2 separate regions of the Homo sapiens genome follow, and region 1 is linked to region 2. Evidence: chromatin contacts called from ENCODE Hi-C data. All regions are on one chromosome and are shown on one strand. Each heading gives the region's core, a stretch centred on a gene start or an enhancer-like site at or near the end of the contact. The rest is flanking DNA. Distances are from core to core; before and after follow the strand shown. Region 1 overlaps STK39 (serine/threonine kinase 39). Region 2 overlaps COBLL1 (cordon-bleu WH2 repeat protein like 1).

Region 1 (5,415 bases), core at 223-2,722, 3.4 Mb after region 2:
TGGGCCACATTTTCAGTTGCTACCACAGAGGTGGCATAACTTCCCTAAATTATCCCCGAAGGGGCCAGGTACCCACCTCCTAATAAGGGAATCGAGTTTAGGCCCCCATGGAAGGAACTGGAAAGGAGGCCTGAAGCATGGAAAAGCAGATGCCTCGGCGTCAGGGACAAGAGGTGCCAGCCTGGGAAGGGTCTCGCCCGCCTGCAAGCATCCAGAAGGAGCAGATCCACTCCAAAGAATAATAATTCAGAAATGTATGTGTATCGGGCTATTCAAAAATGAAGATTTGGCCTAGCATGGTGACTCATGCCTGTAATCCCAGCACTTTGGGAGGCCGACATAGGCAGATCACTTGAGGTCAGGAGTTCAAGACCAGCCTGGCCAATACAGCGAAACCCCTTCTCTATTTAAAAAATAAAAATAAAAATTAGCTGGGCATGGTGGTGCAGGCATGTAGTCTCAGCTACTCGGAAGGCAGAGGTGGGAGGATAGCTTGAACTTGGGTGGCAGAGGTTGCAGTGAGCCAAGATCACGCCACTGCACTCCAGCCTGGGCAACAGAGCGAGACTCTGTCTCAAAATAAATTAATTAATTAAAGTAAAATAAAAACAAAAATGAAGATTCAACATTCCCTCTATCTCATAACATGTAAGTTTATTATTTGATTTTTTGGGTGGGTTTTTCAGAAATTCACTACAAATGAAAGATGAAGACAATGCCTGCCTTAGTAGAAATTAGTACAAAAGGCATAATTAAATTTCAGAATTATTTCCAGCACCTAGGATTGAAATTAAGTTGGACTTTATTTATCTGGAAATTTATTTTATTAATCCAGAAAACATGATACCTCAAACATTATGGGTAAAGATATAAACAAAGCTGAACAGCCAGCTGATTGCATCTGCTGTTATTCAACTTATGTTGAGCCTCCAGTCATACTCACATTAAATAAACTTTATAACGCTATGTCTAAATTCAACCTATACAAGTTACTGGGTATGATATTATAAGAAAGAAAACCATTACAAGTATTGATTTTTTTTTAATTGAAACTACTTTCTCACAGCCTGAGGCCCAGGTCCCCAGATGTATGACACATCTCTAACTAGAAGCAGATGGAGAGCTGCTTAGGATAGCATGAGTTTCAATATGACTTACAGTCACACATTTACATTTTTTTTAACAGCTAGGCTGATTAGATTGATAAGTACTTGTTAAATTGACATTTTCACAGATGAACTTTATTTCCTCTCTCTTTCATTTACTCAAATGATAGGAAGTATTCACTTTTACATCCTCGTTGTCAAGTTTTTGTAACTAACGTTTCTACCTTGAACTCTAAGCTCTCAGAAGACATAACCTGGGCAACAAAATGAGACCCCGTCCCTACAAAAATTTTTTTAAAAATTAGCCAGGCATGGTGGCACATACCTGTAGTCCTAGCTACTTGGAAGGCTGTGGTGGGAAGATCGCTTGAGCAGAGGAAGTTGAGGTTGCAGTGAGCCACGATGGCACTACTGCACTCCAGCCTGGGCAACAGAGCAAGACCATGTCTCAAAACAAAACCACCAAAAGACAGTTACCTACCATTGATTTGCCTCATTTGCTGCCAAGATAATTCTCCTGCACATAATTTAATAAAGTCTGGTCGGTGGCCATGCTTTTCAGTTTCAACTCTAAGCTGTAGCCTACTAGCTACAGTATGTGAATGAAAATCCTGTAAAAGCCCAAAATTCAGATTCAATCTCTGTAAAAGCCCAAGATTCAGATTCAGTCTCCTGATGTGTCAATTAGCTGCACTTTGTTACATGCCAAAGATAATACTTAAGTCCATCCAGTTAGAGTAACAAGAACAAAATGAATGGATGAGTGTAAGAATTCCACCACTATTGGCTGCGCGAGGTGGCTCACGCCTGTAATCTCAGCACTTTGGGAGGCCTAGGTCGGTAGATCATCTGAGGTCAAGAGTTCAAGACCAGCCTGGCCAACACGGCAAAACCCCATCTCTACTAAAAATCAAAAAATTAGATGGGCGTGGTGGCGGGCACCTGTAATCCCAGCTACTCAGGAGGCTGAGGCAGGAGAATTGCTTGAACCTGGGAGGTGGAGATTGCAGTGGGCCAAGATCGTGCCATTGCACTCCAGCCTGGGCTACAAGAGCAAAACTCCATTTCAAAAGGAAAAGAAAGGAATTCTACCACTATAAATGGGAATGGAGTGGGAAGAAGTTATCAAACACATATGATCTACTGATTATGTGTAATAATTATAATAATGCCTTCCTCACACTAAGAATAATAGCATCTTGGAGTTGCAAAGAACCTCAATTTATGGTTTACATGATCACCTCAATTTACATCTTATACAATAATGAAGAATATGTACTTGTTTATTCATTGAACATATTTCACTGAGCTTCTAGTATGTGCCATGTGCTATTTAGGGTGGTAGAAAGGAAGCTCAGAGCAAAAAGTATCTGCCTTCCTAGAGTTTACATTTTATGTGAGAGGGGATATGGATTTAAAAGTATCATAAATGGCTGGGTGTGGTGGCTCACGCCTGTAATCCCAACACTTTGGGAGGCCAAGGCAGGTGAATCACCTGAGGTCAGGAGTTCAAGACCAGGCTGGCCAACATGGTGAAACACCATCTCTACTAAAAATACAAAAAATTAGCAGGGCGGATGCCTGTAATCCCAGCTACTCGGGAGGCTGAGGCAGAAGAATTGCTTGAACCTGGGAGGCAGAGGTTGCAGTGACCTGTGATCATGCCACTGCACTCCAGAGCAAGACTCTGTCTCAAAAACAAAAGGGTAATATAAATAATTTCAGATTGCAGTTAAGTGCTATGACAAAAATAAAATTGGTGGGGACAATACTTGAGCTATGGTGGTCAGAGAAGCCTCTCTCAGGTGGTGACATGTGGGCTGACAAGAAGGGGCTGACCATGCAAAGATCTGAGCATTCTAAGATGAAGGGCAGAATGGGCAAAAGGCCTCAGATAGGAATGATTTTGGAGAGCTCAAGGGACAAAGACAGAGGCGGTGTGGCTGGTGCTTGTCAGCTAAGAGGCAGGTGGAAAGAGGTGGTAGGGCAGGTTGGCAGGAGACTAAACACAGGGAAAGAGTCCTGTAGACCAAGGTGAGTACTTGAAAGGATTTTGAAAAAAAGAATTACAGAATCTGGCTTACATTGTACAAAGGTCACTCTGGCTGCTATGTGTAGATAAGATTGTACGCAGGGCAAGAGCAGGTACAGCCTGGTTGGTTAGGGTGTTGCTGTAGATGTGCGGGCATGAATCAACGATGGCAAGTGCTAGGGTAGACAAAGTAGAGAAGAAGAAAAGTAAAGTGGCTGGATTTGAGAATATATTTGGACGTAGAGCCACAGGACTTGCTGATAGATTGGAAGTTAAATGCAAAGGAGGAGACATTTAGGTACTGAAACTAAATATGTAATCGCCTCTACTATAATCATCACTCCATTTTATAATGAACGGCCTTGATTCTCTCTTCATCCATCCCAAAACCCTGCCAACGCTGGCCCATCCACCAGAATATGTTCTGCATGCTCCAGATGTCAATTTGAAAGCCTTGGGCTGCCACATATTGTTCAATGAACCTCCAACATCAGGAACAAGGAAAGGTGAGGATGCAGGGGAAGGAACAATAAAAACCGAGAAGGGGATGTGCTTCCCGTGTTCAAGAGATATTTCAGGGGGAAAGAACTGTCCAATCATATCTTACAAATGGGTATTCATGTGTACTGCCCTCCTATAAAGAAATGTTACGTATAACTAAAAAATATATATGTAAATATCCAGTATTTGTAGGTATTCTTTCCATTCAACTCTTTTCCTTGTAAAGGCTTAAAAGAAATAATTAACTTGTTCCTTAAAATTAAACCATACTGGCCGGGTGCAATGGCTCACGCCTATAATCCCAGCACTTTGGGAGGCTGAGGTGGCCGGATCACCTGAGGTCAGGAGTTTGAGACCACCCTGGCCAACATGGTGAAACCCCATCTCTACTAAAAATACAAAAAAATTAGCCAGGCATGGTGGTGGGTGCCTGTAATCCCATCTACTTGGGAGGCTGAGGCAGGAGAATCACTTGAACCCAGGAGGTAGAGGGTGCAGTGAGCCGAGACTGTGCCATTGCACTCCAGCCTGGGCAAAAAGAACGAAACTCGGTCTCAAAAAAAAAAAAAAAGTAAAAATAAAACCATACTAAACAACAATGACAAAAAGTGTATTAGAAATCCCATTGCCCAAACACAACTATTTTCATGATGCATATTCCATTGCAATCTTTACTCACACACACACGCACATGAATGTACTCACATTTATAGCCACAATAATTATGACTTTCAATTCTGCTATTGTCACTGAGAATTAGATCCCAAACACTTTTCATGTTTCTAAAACCTATTAATAATTACATTAATTGTGGTACAACATCCCAACATGTTATTGAACCATAAACTATTGCCTTTAGCCCTAAGACTGAGCACTTGAATTCTCCTTTATCTCAGTGTCGTGTAATAATTTCAAAGGGATAACCCAACTTTGGTGTAAATTAAAGCTAAAACAATGTCAAGTTTGTAAGCTTCAAGTGTCTTGAAAAGTTGCTGTATTTGGCAACTCATTACATTGCTTATAAAATCATTCACCTGTCAATGACTTCCCAAACCAAGTAAGTAAAAAAGAAATACATAGATTTCATTTAGGAATTATTTACCGATGATACTAGAATGACTCACAAAGCACAGTAGGAAATCATCTGAATCTGATCTAAACCAGAGTGTGTGCATTTGTCCTCACTGGCAAATCAAATACGGACTTAGCACATCGCACTCACTGGCACTGTAACTTCACCGAAGACTCAGCGTTCACTAGGTGGCTAAGTGCTATTGGCAAGAGTTCACAGATGAAACACTTCAAGAGACAACTCTCTGAATGTTTTAAGGATAGTTTTACATTAAAACAGTTTACTATATTTAAACATGTTTGAGTAAATTTAGAACTGTATCTATAACATACAGATAAATGTTACAGGGAGAGAGATTACTATACTGTATTCTAAAGGTGTCTTTCATTTAAGGCTTGCTAACTCCTCAATGCACATCTAAAAAAGTTTCATATGCTTATGCAATTGCTAGTTTCCCTGATGTCTCCAGATTCTTTGCTATGGCATCATATTTTGGGCAATGCTAAAAGTAGCAGGGGGCGGGGGAAACTTCAGGGACTTCAGGCTTCAGGCAATGTTTAAAAGAAAAATCCTATATTCCTTATACCCTGATACTTAGGGGGTTACACCATTCGGTGGACATGAGTTAAAACCACTGAGGTTTGCTCTCAGCTTCAAAAGAAAGCCAGCAGCAGCCTCTCTATGAAAACTCTCAAACAGCCCTG
Region 2 (6,047 bases), core at 263-2,762:
CTGGTAATACCAAGTACAGACAAGAAAGTGGAGAAACTGGCTCTCTCATATGTGGCTTGTATAATGTGAATGCAAAACGGTGAAGGCCACTCTGGGAAGCAATTTGGCACTGCCATATAGAACTAAACATACACATAACGTATGACCCAGTAATCTACTCCTAGGTATTTGCACAAGAGTAGTGAAAACTTATATTCACAAAAACCTCTACATGAATGTTTCTGGCTGCTTTCTTCATAAAGACCCAAACTGGAAACAACCCAAATGTGCTCCCATGGGAGAAACAATAAAAAACTATGATGCATCCATACAACAGAAAACTACTCAGCAATAAAAATCAGCAAAGTTTTGATACATTCAACTCGGATGGATCTCAAGGGTACTAGGCTGACTGAAAAAAGACAGTCTCAAGGAGTTACATACTGTATGGTTCTGCTTACGTAAGAGTCTCAAAGGGACAAACTTCAGGTCACAGAAAACAGATCAATGGCAGCCAAATTTGGAGGCATGATGAGACTATTAAGGGTTAACATGAGGGAGTTTCTTTGTGGTGGTGAAGAGTTCTGTACTCTGATAAAGAATGGTGCAGTTACATAAATCTACACATGTGGCAAAGTTTCATAGAACTATAAACCTAAATCAACAAACATAATGATTATAGAATGCATGTAAAAAGCTGATGAAATCAGAATAAGGTCTGTACCTGTGTTAATAGCATTAGTATCGATGTCACTTCCTTGGTTTTGACAACATACTACCATTATATATGATATTATTATTGGGGGAAAGCTAGAAGAAGGGCACAGAGAAACTTTCTGCACTATTTCTGTAACTTCTTTCAAAGAAAACTAGTAAAAAAATAAAAGTTACAATAAAAATATATCTAAGGTAGTGATTCTCAAAATTTGGTAGATATTAGAATCACCTATGGAACTTGTTTATAACACATGTTGGCTTCAGTTCGTACCTATTTAAAGTAAACCTGTATACAGGGTCCAGGTAATATACGCTGATAATCTAGCACATTACAGTTTGAAACCACCGAACTAAAATAAAGGCAAAGATATTGGAAAAAATGATGATCCCCATCAATAACTGTTGTTCTATTTAATGGCTAATTACTAAAGAAGTCCTACCCACACAAGACCTCATTCCCAGATTATATAACTGAGTCAAGAAGCTGTCACAGATACAGCAAAAGACATGCAATGATGTTATGGATCTATTTAATAATGCAAATACTGGCCAGGCACGGTGGCTCATGCCTGTAATCCCAGCACTTTGGGAGGCCAAGGCGGGTGGATCGCCTGAGGTCGGGAGTTCGAAACCAGCCTGACCTACATGGAGAAACCCTGTCTCTACTAAAAATACAAAATTAGCTGGGCATGGCGGCACATACCTGTAATACTAGCTACTCGGGAGGCTGAGGCAGGAGAATCACTTGAAGCTGGGAAGCAGAGGTTGCAGTGAGCCAAGCTCGCATCATTGCACTCGAGCCTGAGTAACAAGAGCGAAAGAGCCAAGCTCGCATCATTGCACTCGAGCCTGGGTAACAAGAGTGAAACTCCATCTCAAAAAAAAAAAAAATGCAAATGCTGTTAGTCATAACACATCTGATAATACAGAAGTGAAAACACTGACATAAGAAAAAAAACCCATGCTGTGAAAACAAAGGTGTGTAGAGAAAATATATCCTCAATAAGACACAGGCGTCACATATTTAAAATGTCTATTATAGGCCTTTATCTATGCTTTTATATGAAATAATTATTGTTGGCAAATCATAAACAAAAATAAGCATCGAGGCACTTGATTTAAAAGTTTCCTTTGTTCGATATAATTCATGAAAAGATCAACCTAAATATTACTCCATATACAACACAGTAAGAGTTAAAACCCAAGAAGTTTCCAAATCTTCACTCAAATTCTCTCCTAACAGGATGTCCACAGGAACATACAGGTATACAATTTTCACATTTATATTAGGCAGCTCTATGCCAAGTACCTACCAGGCCCTTTTCACCTTTTCTCAGCAAAGAATGAATCACAGTTTTTCCACTATCTCCCTGCCATCTCATAAGAGAAGTAGCAATGCAACTAGAGAATAAATCAAGTCTTAGATCATCATTTCTGAAAGGCTGCTAATCTCTAACTTAAACCGTTCCTATAACCTCTGAAATGCTAGCTCATTTGCTCTTCACTCTGTGGAAAAATAAGTTCTTTTGGATGAAAAATTATGGTCATTATGTGATTATGCTCAAATAGTTCAGCTGATTAATACTAGCCTCAAGTGAATCCATAATTATAGGCTTAATCCTTCCTTATAGGGCTATTTAACCTGACCATGCTCTTTGGCCACAGGTGACAGTGCCAACCACTGAGCTAGAAAAAAAGTGAGTATCACTGGGCAAAATAAAAGTCAACTGAGCATGTGTGTTTGAAGGAGGACAAGTCTATGACAACTCAAAGTACTTTCAATGTAAGTTTGGCCAGTAGTAGCATCTACTGTACCACAGATGAAATAATCCAATATACAGTGTCCTGAACTAACCAGGAGAGGTAGTGGGGAACTAGAAAAGAGTGCTGGATTACAAGACAGTATACTTCAGTTCTAGTATCAATCCAACATATACTGAGCTGTGTCTCAGCTGTCTCGTTTAATCAATATATCAAATGTATAGTGTATTATACGAGAACAAACTAGCTAGCCTGGTAAAAGCATCTGATCATCTTAAATCACTTGCATTATTAAAAACAGCATAAGGTAAGTGTGAACAAACTATGGCCTACAGGCCAAGTTAAGCCTATCATCCTTTTTTTTTTTTTTTTTTGAGACGCAGTCTTGCTCTGTCACCCAGGCTGGAGTGCAGTGGTGCGATCTCGACTCACTGCAAGCTCCGCCTCCAGGGTTCAGGCCATTCTCCTGCCTCAGCCTCCCGAGTAGCTGGGACTACAGGCGCCTGGCACCACGCCCGGCTAATTTTTTGTATTTTTAGTAGAGACGGGGTTTCACCATATTAGCAAGGATGGTCTCTATCTCTTGACCTTGTGCTCCGCCTGCCTCGGCCTCCCAAAGTGCCAGGATTACAGGCTAGAGCCACTGCGCCTGCCCGCCTATCATCCTTTTTTAAAAAAATAAAGGTTTGCTGGAACATGAACATGCTCATTTGTTTACATATAATCTATGAGTGCTTTCACACAATAACAGAGTTGAGTGGTTGTGACAGAGACCTTAGAGCCTGCAAAGTCTAAAATGTTTACTGTCTCGCCATTTATAGGAAAAGCTCACTGATTCCTGGCATAAAGGGTCACATTTCCAATAAAGTCACCGTACAATTTTAAAATCCTTAGTTTTATGCAAAAATATACTTCGTACGTATCAGGTTTGAAAAAAATGTCTTTTTTCTTTTTTTTTTGTTTGAGAAAAAAATGTAAAAAATTTGTCAACACACACTATAGGTATGGTTGGGAAAAGAAGCACTCTCATACCTTGCTGGTGGGAGACCAAAATGGAGGAATTTTCCCTATAGAGAAATATTTAGCAATAACTAACACAATCAAATACGTAGTTACCCTTTGGCCCAATAATCCTACTACCAGGAAGTTATCCCAAAGACACACCAGCTTATGGCTTATGCGAAAGGTTAGTTCTTGCAGCATTTTTGAAAACAAAAGACTAGAAACAAACCAAATATCCATGAAGTATAGACTATATCAAATTATGGTACATCCACTTGATAAAGTATTATGCAATCATGAAAAGGAATGAAAAAGATCGCACACATTCATGACTGGAATATATTATCAAATGACATAAAGAAAATAAGTGCTTTTAGTATACTATCTTTCGATAAAAAGTAGATGGGGTTCTATATGGAATATAATAGAAACAATGTCAAGATAAAAATAAAAATGATTACGTGGGAGAAAAGGAATAGGGATGAAAGTTAGATCTCTACAAATGTATCTTAAAATTTTGCCTTTAAAGATTAAATGTTTTTAAATAACAGCTTTTCTTTTTCTTTATGTTTGAGACAGGGTCTCGCTCTATCATCCAGGCTGGAGTGCAGGGGCGTAACTGTGGCTTACTGCAGCCACGACCTATTGGCTCAAGAGATCCTCCTGCCTCAGCCTCCAGAGTAGCTGAGACTACAGGCATGTGCCACCACATCTGGCTAATTTTTTTGTTTGTTTAGTAGAGACAGGGTCTCACTATGTTTATCAGAGTGGTCTTGAACTGTTGGCCTCAAACAACCCTCCTGCCTTGGCCTCTCAAAGTGTTGGGATTACCAGGCGTGAGCCACCACACCCAGCTAGCTTTTCTTTTTTATATGCTTCTAGTGTGATATATTCTAAAGACAAAAACACTAAAAATTTTAAAACTGTAACCAGTTGTCTTACTATTAGTAGTAATTTTAACAAATATTATTTTGAAACTATAGTATTTCATATAATTGTAAAATAAATATCTAAATGTATACTGCTAGGAGTCCATATTTTCTGAATAAGAGATAAACATAAAATTGGAGTTAAATAAAAATGCTATAACTTTAGATTTGATTGAATATATTAGTATGAACATGATTTTCTTCTTTCAAAAATGCATATTATCCAGCTGTCCACTTGAACGTCATCACCCAGTAGCAAAGAGCATGTAGTTATGGTCTGAAAATATATTTCCCACCAAAGGAATCAGGGTTCCTTGAAAAAATGACTGAGTCCAGGTGTGGGCCAAAAAAGCATATGAGACTTTTTGGGCAAACAGAATGTTCTAGGATCAGAGAGGTTATCACAGACTATGGAGGTCATGGCAAAATGACTCAGCAGGCAACTGGAAGGGCCTCTTTCTGGCCCAAGATGGGATAATTTTAACACTAAAAGAATGACTACATTGTATTGAAACATAACATTTATTTTAAAAATCCATGAGTTATTAATAATAAAAACTAAATAGTCATTATGAAGGCTGCTAAGGTAGGACATCTCTTAGTACCCTGAAAATTTAGGGAAAGAATCAATCAAGCATTTATACTGCCTGAAATACAGTTCATACAGAAATATAACATTTGATGAACAAGGGTTTCCTTTAAAGAATTCTAGATAATAAAATACAGAAGGAATAAAATAATTAGAAAATTATTGGTTTCAATATTTGCTCAAAAAACAGTATTAAGCAACCATTCATCAATGAACTCTAAGCCATGAGGTGAGAATTTAACTGGGAACATAATAAATGGATCAGATGGACACCACCTGAATCCACTTTTCAAATTTAGCATCACTAAATACTGGACAGACATCATGCGCTTCATGACACGTTGCAATGGAATGCATACAGTACCACATATGAAGTACTCTTATCTAATACATTTAATATGACTCTAACCAAAAAATTAAGTAGATCAAAAAACAATATAAACACAACCACAAGAATGTAGTTAGCAAGATCCTGAATTTGCAACAGTCTGCAAGATCAATAATCCAATTTAACTAACGAATCAAAATGTAGGAACAAAGAGAAGGGAGTGGGAAAGAACCCATATAGAATGAGAGACTTAAGTGATATAACCACCAAATGTTAGATACGCTAATGCCATAAAAGGTATTTTTTTAAATTTCCTTATCTGTTACGATATATAACAAAATATGAGTAAAATGGCTATGTGTGGATTTTCTTGAGACGAATAAAAGGGAAAAAGTGGAGAAAGCTAAAGCAAAATTGGCAAAGCGTTTGTGACATTTAAAGCTCGGTGAAAGGTGAGTAATGAATACTCTCACCTTTTGTGTTTGAAAATTACTAATGTTTTTACAAAAAAAAATCTTATGCTCTATGGTATATATGAACAAAACAATAATTGAAACACACAGAAACAAAAGAAATTACTAAAGCTAATCAAAAATACATTTAGGAATATTGACCTCCTAAATGAAGGTCGCTTTTGCCTTTTCATCTGTAAAATGAAGGGCTATCTGGAAGATCTCTGAAGTTCTTTTCATTCTAATATTTCTTATTTGTGCTTTAAATAAGCCAAGATCATAATTTTTTT

What was found. A loop is a pair of places that touch in the nucleus more often than their neighbours do. Pooled maps may share reads with other maps.
Region 1: a loop to region 2 is called in a map with no recorded cell type, with 21 times the contacts of the local background. The contact joins two enhancer-like sites. A Hi-C loop is called at or near these places in 2 of 37 single-sample maps with no recorded cell type and 3 of 50 pooled maps.

The regions. Positions count from the first base shown.
Region 1 is chr2:168,193,844-168,199,258 of GRCh38, forward strand. The region is part of intron 1 of STK39 (serine/threonine kinase 39); the gene reads right to left. Among named protein-coding and RNA genes, the nearest start is that of STK39, 51 kb to the right of the region's middle. Within about 2 kb of position 1,473, at least 9 of the 41 ENCODE cell types and tissues checked have a DNase peak (open chromatin) inside an H3K27ac peak, as active enhancers do.
Region 2 is chr2:164,759,884-164,765,930 of GRCh38, forward strand. All of the region lies in intron 2 of COBLL1 (cordon-bleu WH2 repeat protein like 1), which reads right to left. Among named protein-coding and RNA genes, the nearest start is that of SNORA70F, 75 kb to the left of the region's middle. Within about 2 kb of position 1,513, at least 3 of the 41 ENCODE cell types and tissues checked have a DNase peak (open chromatin) inside an H3K27ac peak, as active enhancers do.